4 separate regions of the Homo sapiens genome follow, and all the other regions are linked to region 4. A link is a loop called in an ENCODE intact Hi-C map of the cell type or tissue named here. Cell type or tissue: GM12878. All regions are shown on one strand.

Region 1 (5,000 bases), 250 kb after region 4:
AGCTTCATGAAAGTGGAATATAAAGATTCTCGTTGTTCTGTGTGCATTGGGGACATGGAACGGAACTTGTGTTTTCTGAGTGAGGGAGCCTCTGGCAGAGAGTCTAACTGCAATCCATTATTCCCTGTGACTGGGCAGAATTTAAAAATTTTTAAGAGAAGAGATGAAAAATCTTCTGGATTCCTACTTAATTTAGACATGGGTTTGGCTCTTAACGAAAAACTTTAACCTACCTACAGGGAAGGCTTTTTCGCTGTTACCCTTACTTCTGTCTCCTGGATCTTATGAGTGGAGAAATGAGCCTTTGTTTCACTTACAAATCCACAAATATTTATGCTGTCATATGAACACATGTATAAGGCGCTGTGTCACATTGTGGAAGATACAAAGAGACAGGATTCCTGAGAATTTAACAAAGTTAAGAATGAGTGTTATTAATTAAAACAAAAATGGGACATTTAGGTTATAGTTGAGACCATGTTCTTGTTTTTTAAACGTGAGATGTTTTTGGACACAGAGGTGAAAAATTCTAATGTCTCTAACTCCCCCAGAAGACCTTAGATTGATTTTTCTGAGAAGAAATTTGTGAATGATTTGCATAGAGATTTTCTTTGAGGTTAAGAAATTAGATGAGTTTCCCGGGGTGAAAAAAACAGAAGCAGAGATTATTGTTAAAAATGGTCATGGGTAGAGGGGTTAGAGGGCAAAGTAGGCAGAATAGAAGCATGTTTGTGTTTTAAGGAGGCTAAGAACTAGAATATAGCACTCATAAAAGGAAAATGCAAATGCACTGTGAATAGCTGCTACTGGTAGTGTATTAATTTCTTAGCTACATGTAAACTTTTATTAGTGTGCTTATAACTAAGGTGATGTGTAATATGTCATCCAAACTTGGGTCACTTTTAAGAGTGAAAGGGTGTGCTATCTGAATGGGACCCTGGACAACAGGTGTGAACCAGGACTGTTCCAGCAAAACCAGGACGGTTGGTCATTCCTAACTAATAACGTACTTTTCTCCAGACTTAGTCCCAATTCCTTTAACCTCTCCAGAATTATCTATAAATAATTATAGATATTATACCATAAATGTTTTTTCCTTTATAGTACTCTGATCTGCACTTGCAGAGCCTCTCAGTTGTTGGTTTCTTTTTCCCTGTCTTGTTGGAAAGAAAGGAGAATTTTTCTGCCCCCACTCTGGACCCTGCTTGGGTTCACAGCATTGGTGGAGGTAAGTAGTATTCTCAATGTATTGTTAGTTGACTTTCATTTTGCTTAGGAAATGAGGTTTCTGTATTTTTCTGATCCAGTACTAGATTTTTTTTTTTTTTTGAGAGTCCTGATGATATTTAACTGGGCTAACGAACAGTTAGTAAGTTCTTAGCATGTAATACAAAAAAGTGTTTGTAATTTTGGCATTTGTTCTTAAATTACTTGATACTTAATATGTTTTCTTTCCTATAGGTGGGGTTGTCATTGTGAAATTTAAGATCTTCAAAGAAGAGAATGTAATTTATACCATGAATATGTTATTTTTTCATGTTGGAGCACTGTAATACTTTCAGTTTGTTTTCTTATTGTTTAAATAAAATTTTTAATTCTTATATTAAGTGATGAGTTTTTATTCCATTAAGTAGCTTTTTATTGTCTTGTATTTCTGATAAATTTAAAATTGACATAGAAGTAATAAATCTTTGAGATGGTGCTTACCAAAATATGATTTTCCTCATCCCTTACAGTAATCCTTATTTGGAATCTAGGATGGGCCTAAGGTATCTAGGTTTGAAAATCACCACTTTAGAGTACTAGAATGGAATCCTAAACAATCTCAGATTTAAGAATGTGGTTTACAGATGAGCCTGAATGCATCTGTGTTCTTGCCAGGGTCCTGTTGTTCCTCTGTACAGTCTGCCATCTAGTGGTAGGAATGCAGAGTTTACCAGAATGCCAACGGAAAGCTCTAGGTTTACACTTTCTTATATTAAGAAGGCTTACGTAGTAATTTAAAACATTTTGATAATCAGAGGAGGGGGGAGGAACAACTCTTTCATTTGAAAATACAAGTCAGTGGCAGTGAAGTCAGAGTATTCCAAGAGTATATGTTTTTCTATAGAGCATTTTCATGACTTAAACTTTCCACTTTTGTTCTAAGAGTTTTTGTATTTATGACATTAGTGGGTAAAGAGACAAATGAAAGATAATTTTAAGAGACAGTAGATTAGACTGATCTGAAAAATGTGTTTTCAGTGTTGATTAAAATTTTAGAGCAATTACATAATGACTTCATTTAAAACAATTTAGTTTGCACTTTTAAAATTAAAGTTTGAACAGTTCGGTAAATTTGGCTTGGGTTCAGCCATGACTTAAGAGGCTAAATTTCAGACATATATTAATATATAGTATCTTAGGAGTTTGCTTTGTGTACCCAGTTCTATCTGAATTCTTTCTTCTCTACATATTCCCTTTTCAGTTCCTCATCTTTCCTCTGCCACAAATAAAAAGGATGTCAGTCCTTTCTCTGCCAGGAAAATGCCTTTTAAAAAATCTCTTCTGTGTTCCGTTCTTGAAGTAGAGGCTTTTTATTGAGGTAGTTCATAATATCAGTATAGTGGCAGGAGGAGGAATATGGGGTGGTATAAACTTGAAAAAGCAATTATGCTGCTCTCTAGATTGCTAATATATTTTTTTCCAAATTTGCTGCACTGAAGCTTAGACTAAATAGAATATTGTTGCTTTCTACAGATGTCTTCTAAGTTACATTTCATTTACTAGTATTAATTTAATAAATATTTAAGGTGTATCCTGCTAGGTGCTGGCAATTTGAGGATGAAGAAGTCATGGACTGCCTTTAGTGAGCTCTCTCATAGGAGAGACTGATATATGAGCTAGTAATTGTAATGAAGTGTGAAAAGTGCTGTAACTATTGTATGATGAGTTAAGAGAGTATGAAATTGAAACCAGGGAAAATTTGCTTTCCCCTCCAAAACAATTGCCTGGTCTTTTTGCCATCTCTGAATCCTATACATACAGATTACAATCACCATAATGTATTGTGAGGCTGTATCTTTACCCCCAAAGACCTCAGTTTAGTAGGGGAGAAATTTTGCATCTTCTCAGCTTTGTATATCTAAGTATTTGGCATATACTTAGGTGAATCCATTGTTTATTTGAATTGCATCCGGGTCATTTCCAGCAAAAGGGATAGCTCTGAAAGTGTGTGGCTTCATCCTGTGTCTCACTTAAAGCATTTTGGAATATATACACACACTTAAACATATATACACCTATACTGTTTGTACCTGAATGTAAGGTAACCCCAAATATAAAGCAAGCCTGCATTTTCCCAGAGACATTGACAGCCCCTCAAGTTTTATTTATTTAACCTATTTAAATATGTAAATGTTAGGGATATAGATGAAGCAGTCAGCCTCATAATATTGAAACTCACTAGTTAGAATACATATGAAAGATTACTATAAAAAGTAATCTGGCTGAGTGCGGTGGCTCACATCTGTAGTAATCCCAGCACTTTGGGAGGCCGAGGAGAAGGATCCCTTGAGCCCAGGAGTTCCAGACTAGCCTGGGCAACAGAGGGGGAGACCTCGTCTCTATAAAAATAAATCAATAAAATTTTAAAAAGTTATTAGAAAGAGAAGTAATCTGTGATTTTAAAATAGTAGTTTCTTTTCGCCACTCATACATACCTCACCACATGACATTTGACTCATTTTACATTCATGTATATATTGGATATTTTGTGTTTTTTTGGTCATCCACAGCCCCTTTTTTAAAGTTATATAACATCTTTCCTTTTGTGTAAGATCTTTCTAATTTACATTAGAAATTTTTTCACAGACTATCACCATCCATTCTTATAACACTAAGACAGTTTGTTTCTTTCGTTCCTCATGTATATTTCTATATTTCTGATCTCTGCATCTGCAACATAACTTTATTTTGTTGCCTTTTTTTTTTTTTTTTTTTTTTTTGAGACGGCGTCATGCTCTGTCGCCCAGGCTGGAGTGCAATGGCGCGATCTCGGCTCACTGCAAGCTCCGCCACCCGGGTTCATGTCATTCTCCTGCTTCAGCCTCCTGAGTAGCTGGGACTACAGGCTCCCGCCACCATGCCCAGCTAATTTTTTTGTATTTTTAGTAGAGATGGGATTTCACCGTGTTAGCCAGGATGGTCTCGCTCTCCTGACCTCGTGATCTGCCCGCCTCGGCCTCCCAAAATGATTTTGTTGCTTTTTAAAGTTCTGAAGACACCCAACACAATTTTGCAATTATGTGGTATATATTCCCAGGAATACTTACCTCTGTTAAATTTTTTATTTCTTCATAAGCACCTGAAACTAGCATTGTTGGAGGTCTTTTCAGGTTACCTTCTTCAGGAAGAACTTTGTTAAAATAAACAGACCAGATAATGAGATGATTTGTGAAGACTTATGGCAGTTTTTCTATTGAATAGTTTTTAGAGAGGGAAAGTGCTGTCATTTTACCTGGCAATTTTACAAATGGTAGAATTATTTTTACATTTCTGGTGGGGGGAGGATTGCCTTTTAAAATTTATTTTAATTTATTTTTTTTTAGACACAGAGTGTCACTGTGTTTCCCAGGCTGGAGGGCAGTGGTTGTTCACAGGCATGATTATAGTACATTACAGCCTTGAACTCCTGGGATCAAGGGATCCTCCTGTCAGCCTTCCAAGTAGCTGACTACAGGTGCATGTCACCATGTTCCACTCTATTTTTACATTTTCTAATTTTTAAGTGTGGGAATCTTAGTCCATTCATGTTGCTAAGAACACAGTGACAGAAATAGCATATCTAGTTGTGCTAATATACTGATTTTTTTCCTACAGCTGCACTTTTTTTTTTTTTGAGATAGAGTCTCACTCTGTTGCCCAGACAAGAGTGCAGTGGCATGATCTTGGCTCACCACAACCTCTGCCTCCCAGATTCAAGTTATTCTCCTGCCTCAGCCTCCCAAGTAGTTGGGATT
Region 2 (5,000 bases), 72 kb after region 4:
GGTAGATAATGTCAGAAATTAATTGAATTGTTGGACAGTCAATTGATGTCAGAGAGCTGAAGAAGTGATGTTGGAAAAGATACCATATGTTTGTTGTCAGGAGGGAAAAAGCTTTCATGCCGTTTCACAAAATTCTCAAACCTGTCGGATTCTGTCGTTGATGATTAGCAATACTGATAAGTTACTTTAAGCAGTTCCTTCAAATCCATGTTTCAATTTGGTTTACCCTACTGCCTTTTATGCAAAAATATTAATTTGCTCTGCTAATATTGAAATCGTACTATGTACCAGGTTTTATCCTAGAGAATAATGGTGAGCAAAACCAGATATAAGTCTCTATTTTCATGAGTCTGCTAGTGGAAACAGATGCCCATCAAAAAATCACATATACAGATACATTTACAACTATGTTAAATACTATGGATGAGAGGTTTATGATGTTGTGATTGTTCTCAAAAGAAAGATCATGAAACACTTTCCTGAGGAAGCTGAAATCTGAAGAACCATAAAAGGTCAACTAAGTGAGAATATGGGAATGGGTAAACTTAGATCTTGCATCTTGCAAAGACTTCTGGGACTGGAGTTTCTTATCTTTACCCTCCTATCTCAGCACCCTCCTCTTGTAGATCCCCCCCCCACTCCCCCACACAATTTCACTTCTATTAAGAGCCTCTCAGAATATACTCAGAACAGCATCAGAGGAAAACATTAAATAAAGTTTTTTAACAGATAATAGTATTAGATGTTCAATAAAGAAAGGCTCCTAGCTTCTTATAATTGAGTGCTGGTGTCCTAATCAGCTTCCTCCTCAAATCCTACACTGATGCCCAACTGGGTGTAACTGGTGTTCACCCAGTGAGGGCCTCAGTGATTATGAAAATAAGAGAGCTATGAGCCAAGACTGGTGGACCACAGTGGAGCAACTTACTTTGCTGACTGGAGTACAGCATGTCTTCACAGAGATTTAAAATAGGTTTTGGAGGGTAGAATAGGAGGGAGGACTTCCAGGAGAAGGAAACAGCACCCACAAAAACACAGACGAGTGAAAGAACACCATGTTTTTGCAGGAATGGCAGGTAGTTTAGACTTCTTTTAAGTAAGTCAGGAAAACATCCTGATAAAATAGTGAAATTAAATCAGTTTTTAGAAAAATAAAGAACTAAAGTTTAGTAAATGTGAAAAGTCCCACAAATAGAACTCCTTATTCCTTTAAAATCACGGATACAAAAGTTGTTCCTACACATATTAATCTGAACATCTGCAATTGTCATAGGTTCCAAAAACTTTAGTTTAATTCTCCAGAATCTCCTAATATCTTATTTAAAGTCATTCTCCTTTTTTTTTTTTTTTTTTTTGAGACGGAGTCCAGCTCTGTCGCCCAGGCTGGAGTTCAGTGGCGCCATCTCAGCTCACTGCAACCTCTGCCTCCCGGGTTCACACCATTCTCCTGCCTCAGCCTCCGGAGTAGCTGGGACTACAGGCGCCCGCCATTACGCCTGGCTAATTTTTTGTATTTTTAGTAGAGAGAGGGTTTCACTGTGTTAGCCAGGATGGTCTCGATCTCCTGACCTTGTGATCCACCCGCCTCAGCCTCCCAAAGTGCATTCTCCTTTTTGATTGGCATCACCTGCTGCCTTTCTCCTTTCTCACTGTATTTAGAGCAATCTTTGCCAAATGATTTTTGTGTCTTTCCAGACCATGATGTGGTTGACTAAGAATTTGTTTAAGCCTAACTATTTTTCAGTTCTTCATTTGACTCAAAAAGTAGTTTGTTGTAGAATAGAAGCTTCCCCTTGAAACAGCATATGGCAAGACCTGGAATTAAAAATAGACTTAACCACTGAAAAATTCTTCCATAAAATTAAATTAAATACGTAGTACAATTCTCTTTTACCATGTTATCCTCAATGGATAAAGATGAACTTTTCTCCTTATTAAAATTGAGAATGTTGCAGAATATTTCCATTATGTGCGAAGAAAAGAGGAACTGGCACTTATTAGCACACATAGTATGCCAGTCTCTGTGACAGGTGCAATCTGAGCGCCATCCTACCACTATGCTTGAATAGAGAGATGGTCATACAATGTCAACATGGTAATAAACTTCAGAGGTCATATAACCCACTGCTTTGGTTCTTTAGAGAAAACGCTGAGGCCCAGAGAGTAGGTTAGTGATCATTCAGTTCATTAAAAACCAAATGGGACTTGAGCTGAGTTTTCTGACACTTAGTCAGTGTTCTTTCTATAACATACTGGTATTCTCAGGAGAGAATTCGTCATGACTTATAGTTACATAGTCACCATTCTTTCCTGTATCTCTGTCTGCCCCATCTCTTTCTTCTATTTCTTCCTTTCTTTGTATTTTTTCATCTTTAACAGTAATGTTTTCTCTATTCTTAGAAAATTGGGTGTTTGAAAACAGCCCTCAACAACTTAATTCAACTTTTATCTAATGATTATTAACTGAATACTGCATCTTAGACACCGTGCTGGGTAATTGGTTGGATACAGTAAGATAATATATACAGATATAACTAAAATACAAGGCAGTGTATGATAAGAACTTTGTAAATAAGTTTTACAGGATTTCAGAGGTAGGTGTGGGGAAAGTGGCCAGTGAACTGGGCTTTTAAAGAATGGAAAAGGTTTTCATAAGGATAAGGGCTGAAGGTAGGACAATAATTTTACACAAATTGAAGAGCAGTAATAAGGATACAGAAGAAGGGAGCAACGCAAGTTGGAGAGATGTCAAGTAGAATTGTATGAGTAACAAACTGTCTTACAGGAGAAAATGGAGGACAAGGCTGAGAAACAGGCTGTTTTATTTCTGCAGCAGGGCAAGGGATCCTTCCCCTTATCAAGGCTAGAATACAAAGAAGGTGGAAGCCCCTATGACAGTCAGCTGTCATAGAAGTTGTAGATAGGTCACCTAGAGGCAGCACTGGAAACCAGCGAAAGTCAGCAATCCAGGTGACAAAAGTATCAACGAACTGGTACGAAAGCTACTACCAACTGGTACAAAAAGAACCACAGTCCAAGGAGACGCTTACTAGCACACGCCTACCTCCAGGGGGTGCTCAAGGCTTCCGTCCTTCCTTCCAAAGAAAAAAGATCTCTGAAGAGACTCCAGGACAAAATGGGGATTTCAGATATAGATGGAGGTTTTAGAGAAATGATTCTGCAGGGGATTCTGTTGAAGGAATAAAGTGGTTATAAACAGAAGTGGGCTGAGAGACTTTCCCCGTCAGTGACCTCTGGCGACTCGGCTTTTGTTAACTCTTGTAATGCTTTCATCTTTTCATCTCTTCACTGCCTTGGGATTGGTGTCTGGGACGTTCTCAAGTCAGGAGGGCAAAAGTAACCTCAGGGAGTCCACTTTGTTCAGTCCAGCTGCTGAGGCAAGAGATCTGATAGGGTTTGGAGCCCAGCATGAACTGGCAGCAAAGCATAGGCGTTTGTCCAGCGTCCTCTGTGTATGTGTTGGATGAGAAGCTTGTGCAGTCACATGCAGGATTCAGAATCCTGGCAGATTCTGAATCCACCTCCTAATTGTACAAGATTGGCATCTGGTGTGGTCTCGCAAGGGACTAAGATTTAGGAGGAAGGAAATTCATAGCAGGATTCTTGCTGCGAGGAAATCTTACCCAAACCTTTAATTAGTGATTACCAACAGGCAGAGATGGATAACTATTTCTAAAGAAAATGTACTCTTGAGAGGCTGAGACTACAAAGGCACATAGCTGCATATTTGTGAGGCTCCATCCCTTATGGTGGGAACAGAATCTGGCCTCGCCAGGAGTCACTTTTGGGACTAGAACATCCTGCCAGCAGAAGTCTGGAATTTGGAGAAATGCAAAGCCAATTGTGAGGTAGATACCTTCTCTACAAAGTAAAGATTGTGTTCTTGGACAGAGCCAGCCCTCATTTAATTTAGGAGTGAGAAGGTGGAAATGCGAGAAGCAATGGCTTGAATCTAGGATCCTGGAGAGGTGTTTAATCCGTAGGAATGAAGCAGACCTGTGAATGACATAGGGAAGAAGGGTGCCAATATCATAAATTGTTAGTTTTGTTAGTTTTAGTCCACGGTGGTGTTCAGACACAACTGTCTGGGAGGGAAGGCAGCCTGCACAGGTGTTGAACTTACCCTAGCATGTGGGTGTCAGAATGTCACAATTAAATCTTATTTTTTCTTTATACATTCAGAGAGCATTTAAAAAATTCTATTCTATGGTTCCAGTTATAGGAGTCACATTATTATTCTAGCATGCCATCTGATATTAAAATAATTTAATATGAAGGCCTATGGGTTCTAACACAATAACTTCTTATCCTATCATTTACATACTTCTAATTTCTAATATCTCCTATTTTATTCTATTTATTTATTATTTAAAGGCAGGGTCTTGCTCTGTCACACAGGCTGGAGTACAGTAGCTACGATCATGGCTCACTGCAGCCTCGACCTCCCAGGCTCAAGTGATCCTTCCACTTCAGTCTCCCAAGTAGCTGGCACTGTGGTTGCATGCCACAAGTCCAGCTAATTTTTTTAAAATAATTTTTTTGTAGAGATGGAGTCTCACTATGTTGTCTGGGCTGGTCTCAGACTTCTGAGATCAAGTGATCCTCCTGCCTCAGCCTCCCAAAGTGCTAGGAGTACAGGCATAAGCCACTATGCCTGGCCTCTCTTATTTTTAAAAATAATACTTATCTTTTTATCTCATTATAAAATTTATGAGTAATTGATGCAGAAAATTTGAAAACACCAGAAATACAATGTAAAACAAAAATTAGTCATAATTCTACAACTCAAAGGTAAGCACTATTAACTTTTTTTAAAATTTTTCTTTGAGATAAGGTCTGGCTCTGTTGCCCAGGCTGCAGTACCATGGCATAATCGTGGCTTGCTGCAGCCTCAACCTCCCAGGATCAAACGATCCTCCCACCTCAGCCTCCTGAGTAACTGAAACTACAGGCACACACCACCATGCCTGGCTAAATTT
Region 3 (5,000 bases), 350 kb after region 4:
AACCAGCCCCATCCATCATAGATGCTACAGGTCAGCCAGGGGGTGGGAATGCCATGGGTCTTATAGCACTCCCTAGCCAAAGCTTGCTGTGTCATGTTACAAACATTGGCCATGGGACCCCAAGTCTCTAACCATGTCTGGTTTTCTGCAGAAGCTGGATGTATGTGCCAGGGCAAGTCATCTGCAGCTGCTACGGGAAGGGTGGTGCAGATCCAACAGCTGGACACATTGGTCATCTCAGCATAGCCCATTCCACAATGCTGTTAGAGCATGTCAACTTATGGTCAGAATGACAAAGCAGGCACACACAGGTAAATCACTCTTCTGAGGCAAAATACAAGCCAACCTTTTATCTCTGGATAACAATGCAGCCGCCAAGGGCTTCTGCCCTGGGCAATGGTACCACAGCTTCTCAGCTCCCCATGGTTTCTTTGTGTCCTGTATTTGTGCCAAAGTCACTGGGGAGCTCACAATAGGCCATACAGACAATACAAGGAGGGGGGTTCCTTCCCTGAGCATTCCCCTACGAACGGTCAATCATGGAAGCCATATATTGAATACCCAAGGAGTGACATGTAAATCATACTGTAGGCCCTCCCCCCAGAGGGCTACCATAGCCAACCATTGGCAATGGGGGACTTGAAGGGTCCATGTTCAAAGCCAGGTTTTTTGTTCCCCTGCCTTTAGGGGCATTAGGGCAGGCAACCACAGGTTACTGTTGGTCCCCATACCTGGTCAGAGGAGGTCATCCTTCTTTCCATAGGTCTTGCCACATGGCCTGGCCCCAAATGGGCCAGTGACCAACTAGCCAATCGTGTAACTTCCAGGTAGTTAACCACAAGGTCAGGCCTCAGTAAACTGCCCAGCTACTGGGGCAGATTACCATAGGTGTCTCCTTCTTGGTGATCACCATCCATACTGCCCCGAGTTCAGCTCACTGACTTTGTCCACCTCCAGTATCAAACCATATGGTATCAATACTAGGCTGGACCGCAACAGCAGTCCAGGCAGCAGTAACACCCTGGCTGGACCCATCTTTATACCATGCTCCACTGGGAATGGAAGAGGTGCCTGCCCCTCTTTAAATGGTAATGGCTCAGGGTTTAAGGGTGCCTCAGGTTGACCCATGGCCTTATCTTGCATCAGGACTACAGGTCCCAAGACTTCTTGTAATTCTGCTGATAAGGGGCTTTTACTCAGGGTACTCTGCTGTTTTGACTAGGCTCCCCACTTTGCTAAGGTAGATGTCTGTGCCATCCCAGTCCGGAGGGTCATTACCCGTGAAGGTACCCACCCCACTATTGGGTAAGTCATCTACAGGCATGACTACTGTTGTTTGTCCCATCACACTCTCACAAGCCTGAAGGGTGGCATATGCAGCTATTAACTCCTTCCCTATCAATGAATACCAGAGCTCAGCTTCCTTCCAAAGTTGGGACCAAAAGCCTGCCAGTATTCTAAAGCCCTCTGTGTGCTGCCATAGGCCTTGCCAAAAGCATCTGTGGTCACACGCACATCAAGTTCAAATGGGCGCCCCGATCAATTACTTGTAGGGCCTGTGCTTGCTGTATGGCCCACTTGGCTGCCAGAAAAGCCATCTCAGCCTCATTGTCCCAATCCCAAGTAGTTCCCATTTTTGTCAACTGACACAACGGTTTTACCATCTGAGCCAAATGGGGTACAAATGCCCACCAATATCCCAAGAGGCCTACAAAAGTCTGTAGTTGCCTCATTGTTGTGGGCCGGGTATATGCCTGAATTTTATCAGTGATGGCCTCTGGTATAGCCTTTGTTTTACCCAAGCAGATAACTACCAATAATTTGGCAGACAGTTCAGGCCCTTGGACCTAGGATTTGTTGACTGCCCAACCTCATGCTGCCAAATGTTGTTGTAAAAGGGGTGCCACCACTTCTGAACCTGCAAGAGAATCAGAGGTTAACATAATATCATCAATATAATGGAATAGGTGGATTCCCTTTGGACACTTCCAGGCGGCTAAATCCGTGGCAAGGAGACCATGATGTATGATGGGGCTACACATATAGCCCTGCGGCAGCACTGTGAAAGTCCACTGTTGCCCTTCCCATGTGAAGGCAAACTTCCTGGCTCTCTGGAGCAATGTCAACTGAGAAGAATGCATTGGCCAAGTCCACCACATAGTGGTACTCTCCCAACTTCATTGTCAAGGGGTCCATCAAATCCATGATAGAGGGTACAGCTGCATGTAAAAGGGGTATTACTTTATTTAGTTCTCAATAATCCACTGTCATCTGCCAAGTTCCATCAGGCTTCTTGACTGGCCATACTGGAAAATTGTAGGGTCTGTAGGTGTTACACATTATCTGCACCTTTTCTAACTTCTTAATAGTCTCAGTTATCTCTGTATGCTCACCTGGCAAGTGGTATTGACACGTGGAAGTAATCCATAAGGGTTGTGGCAGGACATGGAGCTAGTGATGTGTATGTCTGTGGAGTACCAGCTTAACCCCACATACTTGGAGTCTGAATTCCCCATCCGTGGTTTGTAAAGCCAAGCCATGTAAAGTATCCACCCCCAAAATGTATTCAGGTATGGGAGAAACATAGTTTATAAGTGGGGAGCCAAGCAGCCAATGCCAAGGTGCAAAGATGCAGGTTTCACTTTCACTGACTGACCTCTATAGCCATCTATATATGCAGCCTTGCCTGGAAATTTATCCAGGTTCCCACAGACGAGAGTACAATCTGTGCCAGTGTCTACCAGCACCAGCACCCGCTGTATGTTGGTGGGGGACCAGTGGATTGTCAATTCCACTTGTGGCCTCCAGTTGTCCAGTGTTCCCCCAAGCCGAGCACCTCGGCCAGTTCCCTTATCAAACACAAAAATTTCTATACCTCCATCCATCTGCAAGTAGTGCTTGAGATGGAGTGGCCGGGGGTACTGAGCTGAGCAGCATCATCCTGCCACCTCTTGGGCATTTTCTGGAATTGCTGCTCCAGGGACAGTTGCCTCTACAAAGTTAACGGCACTTCATTGGGTTGCCTATCAATTTTCTCTTGGTCAACCCTATCCAAAATCAAATCAATCTATATCTGGTGGCATGTGGGTCATCCACTGGGGCCCCTTTTTGTCCCATGAGGTGGCACCCTGCAGAAGGGGTACTGTTCCCCTTTTTATGGTGTAGATTCCTAGGTCCCACTAATGGCCCTTTGCTTCCCCAAGGGCCGCCATGGCAGTAGTCACTTCAAGTATGTGGCACCCCACATATGGAGTGAGGAGAGCGGCCAGGGAGCCGAAGGCACTTGGCGGGGCAGAGCCCAATACAAGGTCCCTCATGTGGGAGGTAAAGCGTTCATCATCTGGCCCTCAGGTATTCAGATCGAACATAGCCTGCCATATACCCATCTCCCAAATTACTTGCACCAAATCTGTATACAACTGCCATTTACTCACAGTTTCTGGTATTTCTCTGGTGTCATTCCATACCATTTGTATGGCCACCATCAGCCATTCAATTAGGGTGTGCCTATGTCCTGAATGGTATTGTCTAGGTTTCCTTCTAGGGTTTTTATGATTCTACATCTTACATTTAAATCTTTAATCCATCTTGAGTAAATTTTTGTATAAGGTGTAAGGAAGGGGTCCAGTTTCAGTTTCCCGAATATGGATAGCCAGTTTTTCCAACACCATTTATTAAATAGGGAATCCTTTCCCCATTTCCTGTTTTTGTCAGCTTTGTCAAAGAGCAAATGGTTGTAGATGTGTGATGTTATTTCTGAAGACTCTGTTCGTTCCATTGGTCTATATATCTGTTTTGGTACTAGTACCATGCTGTTTTGGTTACTGTGGCCTTGTAGTATAGTTTGAAGTCAGGTAGTATGATGCCTCCAGCTTTGTTCTTTTTGCTTAGGATTGTCTTGGCTATACGGGCTCTTTTTTGGTTCCATATGAAATTTAAAGTAGTTTTTTAAAATTCTGTGAAGAAAGTCAATGGTAGCTTCATGGGTATAGCACTGAATCTATAAATTACTTTGGGCAGTATGGCCATTTTCACAATATTGATTCTTCCTATCCATGAGCATGGAATGTTTTTCCATTTTTTTTGTGTGTCCTCTCTTAATTCCTTGAGCAGTGGTTTGTAGTTCTCCTTGAAAATGTCCTTCACATCCCTTGTAAGTTGTATTCCTAGGTATTTTATTCTTTGTAGCAATTGTGAATGGGAGTTCCGTAATGATTTGGCTCTCTGTCTATTATTGGTGTATAGGAAGGCTTGTGATTTTTGCACATTGATTTTGTATCCTGAGACTTTGCTGAAGTGGCTTAGCAGCTAAGGAGATTTTGGGCTGAGAGGATGGGGTTTTCTAAATATACAATCATGTCATCTGCAAACAGAGACAATTTGACTTCCTCTCTTCCTATTTGAATACCCTTTATTTCTTTCTCTTGCCTAATTGCCCTTGCAGAACTTCAATACTATGTTGAATAGGAGTGGTGAGAGAGGGTATCCTTGTCTTGGAAGCACAGCCATTTTCCTTATATAGTCACTTGATATTTTCTTCTGACTCAAATTCACACTGTGAAGGAAAAACTGCCACAACTAACAAATTAGGTGGGATTCTTAACATGTTATGACTGGCTTGCTTTAAAATCATGATCCGAACTCTCCAAGTGTGAGAGAAAAAATCAATTTCTGTTGACCTGCTGAAATCAGTGAGTTGCCACATAGGCTGTTTTTGTTGGTTACTAGAAGCTGTTTGATTTGTCCCAGTGGAAAGTAAGTTTTTTTTTTTTCCTGAGAAAAATAGAGATAAATCTTACCTATAACAAGTTTACCATTCTTTAAAAAATGGCAACTTCACTCCATTTTGAAGTGTAAGATACACCCGTCAAATACACAAACCTTAAGAGTCCTGCTTGATGAATGTTTACAAAGTGAGCACACCCAGGTTAATTACCACTCAGATCAAGATTACCAGAAAAGCCCTTCATGTCTCATCCTAGTCATTACCCACCACAAAG
Region 4 (5,000 bases):
TCCTGCCTCAGCCTCCTGAGTAGCTGGGATTACAGGTGCCTACCACCATGCCCAGCTAATTTTTTGTATTTTTAGTAGAGACAGGATTTCACCATGTTGGCCAGGCTGGTCTCGAACTCTTGACCTCAGGTGATCCACCCGCCTTGGCTTTGCCCAAAGTGCTGGGATTACAGGTGTTAGCCACTGGGCTCGGCCCATGAAAATAATTTTTATGTATTAGTTTCCCTTTCCTATAGCAAATGCTGGTAGATGTCTATTTAACATCCACTTCTTCCCTTCTTCCTTGTTAACAGAACCCCAATTTTGTCCTGGCATCCATCTCTCCTCTCTGTGACTCAGAAGCCCCAGGGGAAGCCCCTATTTTAATCAACAATTTACTCTTCTCTTTGCGGTGATTGGTTTAGGATCAGCCCCATAACCTGAAAGGAAGTGTTCTGGGAGCTTCTGAGAAAAGTGTCTTCATTGTAAGAAGGCCACAGTAAAAAATTAGTCAAGTGTTGTGGCACAGGCCTGTAGTCTCAGCTACTCAGGAAGCTAAGGCAGGAAGATCGCTTGAGCCCAGGAGGTTGAGGCTGCAGTGAGCTGTGATTGTGCCACTGCACTGCAGCCTGAGTGACTGAGTGAGACCCTGTCTCAAAAAAAAAAAAAAAAAAAAAAAAAGTTACACAGCCAGGCATAGTGGCTCACGCCTGTAATCCTAGAAATTTGGGAGGCTGAAGTTAGAGGATCTCTTGATCCTAGGAGTTCAAGGCTACAGTGAGTTATGACTGTGCCGCTGCAGTGAGTTATGACTGTGCCGCTGCAGTGAGTTATGACTGTGCCGCTGCAGTGAGTTATGACTGTGCCACTGCACTCCAGCCTGGGCAGCAAGTGAGACCCTGTCTCTTAAAACAAAATAGAAAAAGCCATACAAAGAGATGATCACTTTCTGTCTCTGTACTTTGACATATCTGAAGGTGATACTTGGAGTTGTAGCAACCATTTTGAAACTTCAAAAGGAACAACCTGAGGCCTGTGAGGTGGCTCACGCCTGTAATCCCAGCACTTTGGGAGGCCGAGGCTCAATCACTGGAGCCCAGGAGTTCAAGACCAGCCTAGGCAACATGGCAAAAAAAAAAAAAAAAAAAACCAAAAATTACCTGGGTGGTTGGCACATGCCTGTAGTCTCAGCTACTCAGAAGGCTGAGGTGGGAGGGCCTGGGCCCAGGAGGCGGAGGCCCTGACCTGGGGCCAGGAGACAGAGGTTGCAGTGAGCTGAAATCACATCACTGTACTCCAGCCTGGGAGACAGAGTGAGACATCTCAAAAAAAAGAAAAAATAATAATAATAAAGGAACAACCTGAGGAAAATGCCAGTACAATCAGAAAGGCAGAGAATGAGATGAAAATAACTTGTCTTTATTGATGTCTTGTGCTGTTGAATCAACTAGCCCTAAAGCCTATCCTACCTTTGTACTTACAGTTATGTGAGATAATATATTCCTTATTGCTTAAGCCAGTTTTAGTTAGCTTTGTTGTTACTTACAACTGATGTTATAATTAACACAACATCCACTAGAATATAAGCTCCAAGAGGGCAAGGAATGTGTCTATTTTGTTTACTACTCTGTCTCCAGTGTGTAGTCCAGCACCTATCCCCTAGCAAACATGTAATAGTTATTTACTGAGTGACTATAAGCATATTATATCAATCATCATTTGTTAAGTACGACTGCAACTGACACTTGACTAGACAGCATAAAGATCTAATTAGGGAGCCTGACTACTCTTGACTGTGAGTCAGTTCTTCAAGAGAACTTTACCTTTGCTTTCCACAATCTGGCATACAGTCAACCTCTACACATTTGGTGACTAAATTGACCAATGTCACAGAATTTTGCCAACTCTCCAGCAGGGGGTGCCCATAACCAGGTATTCTGGGCTCTGGGAAGTTTTTGGTTTTTTTTGTTTTTTTTTTGTTTTTTTTTTTTTTGCTCCTCAGCCCCTCCTTTGCTGCATTGCCCTTCATCTTCCCCCGAACCCCTCTTGGAGCCAAGGAACACAGCAATGCAAGAAAGCTCAGAAGGGACTTTTCAATTTTCGGAAACTCAGTGTCTGTCCTATCCCAGCTTCCAGCACCTGTTAGAGAGGGCTGAGAATATGCTTCTATGATCAGAGGATGCTCTCTTAGGTCAGGGTTAAGCAAACATTATCTGTAAAAGGTCAGATAGCAAACATTCTAGGGCCATAAGGTCTTTGTCCTGTCATGCCCTTGTAACACAAGAACTGCTGAGCCAAGCATCCCTGCAGCCTTTGTACTTCTGGCTATGCAAGATCTTGTATTCCTTTATTACTTAAGCCAATTTTAGTTTGTTTTATTGTTACTTACACCTGAAGATATAATTAACACAACTGTCCACAGCTAGACCATATAAGCTTCAAGAGGGCAGGTAACTTAATAAGTAAGTAAATAAAAGCATAAGCAAAAGAATGGGTGTGGGTGTAACTGTGTTTCAAAACAAAAATTATTGACAAAAACAGACAGCTGGCCAGGTTCGGCTAACCACTGCTTTAGGTGAACAAGGCATTGCCTAGGTCATTGGTTTTCAAACTTGAGGGTGCATCAGAATCACTTGTAGGGCCTATTGAAACACTGATGGCTGGGACTCACTTGAGTTTCTAATTCATTAAGTCTGGGCTAGGGCTGGAGAATTTCAATTTCTAATAGTCTTGCCAAATAAAATATAGAATTCCCATATATCAGATTCTTGAATTTCAGATAAACGATGAATAATTTTTAGTATATGTATGTCTCAAAGATTTCATTATTCATCGTTTATCTGAAATTCAAATTTAATCTGGCATCCCTAAATCCCTAAATCTGGTAGTCTTAGACAAGTTTTCAGGTGATGTTCATGCTGCTGGTTCAGGAGCCACAATTTGAGAAACAATGGCAATATAGTCTCATACATAAAGTTGCCTTGCTAATTCAGAAGTCTTGAGTTGGAGTGAAGTAAATACCCATCAGTCTAATACAGGATTTCTGCACGCTCAGTCTGTATATGTGAACAGGTACCTACTTGGTTCACAAGTTTTAGGTTTGCCTAGATACTTTATGCATTCGTTTTCAACAATTACGTATTTGTTGTACACTTACTATGAATCAGACAGAATTTACTTCAAATTTCAACCCTGTACATAAGATACTAGGCAAGTTTTTTAACAACTCTATTCCTCAGATTCCTCATCTGTAAAATTGAGATGACAATTTCTCCTTCATGGGGTTGTTGAATGGAAATGAAATAACATATATAAAGAATTTACCACAGTGCATGGTAAAGAATAAGCTGGTCAGTACTCAACTAATAGTGTAGCTACTACTATTGAAAATACAGGCCAGCCACGGTAGCTCATGCCTATAATCCCAGCACTCTGGGAGGCTGAGGTGGGTGGATCACCTGAGGTCAGGAGTTCGAGACCAGCCTGGCCAACAAGGTGAAACCCTGTCTCTACTAAAAACAAAAATTAGCTGAGCATGGTGGCAGGCGCCTGTAATCCCAGCTGTTTGGGAGGCGGAGGCAGGAGAATCGCTTGAACCTGGGAGGCAGAGGTTTCAGTGAACCAAGATCGTACCATTGCACTCCAGCCTGGGCAACAGAGTGAGACTCCATCTCAAAAAAAAAAAAAAAGAAAAGAAAAGAAAGAAAATACAGTAATTCTCCAAGTGTGAACCCTGGAAAGTGTGGACCCTGGGCCAGCAGCATCAACAGACCTAGGAACTTACTAAAAATGCAAATTGTCTGGCCCCACGCCAAACCTACTGCACCAGAAATTCTAGGATGTTGCACAGCAATCTGATTTATCAAGCCCTCCAGATGATCCCAATGCATGCTAACATTTGAAAAACACTGCTGAAGAAAACATAAGAGGCTGTGTGTGTATTGGGGCTAAGAATACTGGGGCAAATGGGGCACAAATCTTCCCCTTCTTTTCCCAGGACAGTTTTACATAAGGGACTAGACCTAGTGGTGTTCCAGCATGCCTTCACCTCCCCTATACTCTCTTCTATATAGCCTGAAAATCATCAGAAATTCACTTAAGCAAAGATTGTTTAGCTGATTTTTTCATTCATTTGACATTTCTTTGAATGTCTATTATGAGTCATATAGTGTGTTAAGCAACGGGCATTCAAAAAATAAGGAAAGGGCCAGGCGCGGTGGCTCATGCATGTAATCCAAGCACTTTGGGAGGCCAAGGCGGGTGGATCACCTGAGATCAGGAGTTCGAGACCAGCCTGACCAATATGGTGAAACCCCGACTCTATTAAAAATACAAAAATTAGCTGGGCGTGGTGGTGTGCACCTGTAGTCCCAGCTACTTGGGAGGCTGAAACAGGAGAACTTCTTGAACCCAGGAGGCAGAGGTTTCAGTGAATGGAGATCGTACCACTGCACTCCAGCCTGGGCGACAGAGTGATACTCTGTCTCAAAAAAAAAAAAAAAGGACGGGGAGGGGGGAAAGGCTCCTGTTTGAAGAGCTCTTAGTCTGGCACTGATTTTAGAGCATAGGAAACCACAAGATGTGTGCATTTCAATGAGATGCTAAAATGAGCAGGTCATTAAAGGAGGTAGAAGAGAGGCAGTAACTCAGAAAGGCAGAGCCCTTTCCAGAGGACATTTGTTTTACAAATATTAACTGAGCCCAACATCATGCATGTAGAAAGCAGCCTGACTACCTGGAAAGCCTCTACTACCAGGAAGGCAGCCTAGCAGGCTGCCTGTTCTAAACCTGGCAAGGCCACCAGAAAGAGGCATCAGACAGTGAGGGGCCCTATCAAATCCTAGTCTGTTCACAGCTGGCGTCTTGGATGTACTGGCCTTGATTATGGCCCAGAAGACTAGAAAGCACAGCCACAGACGAGAAGAGTCCTGGCAGAAAGCTGAGTCAGGCCCCAGTCTGGGACAGGAACTGCTAAATCCTAGACACAGAAGCAATTCAATAGGCGGCAGAGCTAGTGACAA

What was found. Hi-C counts contacts between places; a loop is a spot of excess contacts. Peaks named below come from ENCODE experiments on the same cell type or tissue, not always from the same donor. Only the 100,000 strongest peaks of a DNase experiment are listed, where the experiment ranks them.
Region 1: a loop joins it to region 4, with 8 times the contacts of the local background. A loop is called at or near these places in 22 of 110 quality-filtered maps.
Region 2: a loop joins it to region 4, with 4 times the contacts of the local background. A loop is called at or near these places in 3 of 110 quality-filtered maps.
Region 3: a loop joins it to region 4, with 2.9 times the contacts of the local background. A loop is called at or near these places in 66 of 110 quality-filtered maps.

What each region holds. Positions count from the first base shown.
Region 1 is chr11:86,038,990-86,043,989 of GRCh38, reverse strand. The region is part of intron 1 of PICALM (phosphatidylinositol binding clathrin assembly protein); the gene reads left to right. LOC124902730 (a long non-coding RNA gene) reads left to right here. Exons shown (of 2, transcript XR_007062822.1): 1 at 1-1,228; 2 at 1,462-1,601. Among named protein-coding and RNA genes, the nearest start is that of PICALM, 28 kb to the left of the region's middle. In GM12878, a CTCF peak has its summit at 1,904 (motif pointing left); a DNase peak (open chromatin) is centred at 1,909; H3K27ac peaks cover 1,614 bases.
Region 2 is chr11:86,216,725-86,221,724 of GRCh38, reverse strand. No RefSeq gene overlaps it. Among named protein-coding and RNA genes, the nearest start is that of EED, 26 kb to the left of the region's middle. In GM12878, a CTCF peak has its summit at 3,061 (motif pointing right); DNase peaks (open chromatin) are centred at 1,724, 2,054 and 3,034; H3K4me3 peaks cover 777 bases; H3K27ac peaks cover 2,765 bases.
Region 3 is chr11:85,939,497-85,944,496 of GRCh38, reverse strand. No RefSeq gene overlaps it. Among named protein-coding and RNA genes, the nearest start is that of CCDC83, 87 kb to the right of the region's middle. In GM12878, a CTCF peak has its summit at 2,930 (motif pointing left); no DNase peak of the experiment used is centred here.
Region 4 is chr11:86,288,878-86,293,877 of GRCh38, reverse strand. No RefSeq gene overlaps it. Among named protein-coding and RNA genes, the nearest start is that of HIKESHI, 11 kb to the left of the region's middle. RefSeq lists a silencer at 1,717-2,011. In GM12878, a CTCF peak has its summit at 1,884 (motif pointing right); DNase peaks (open chromatin) are centred at 447, 807, 1,737, 4,737 and 2 weaker places; H3K27ac peaks cover 1,253 bases.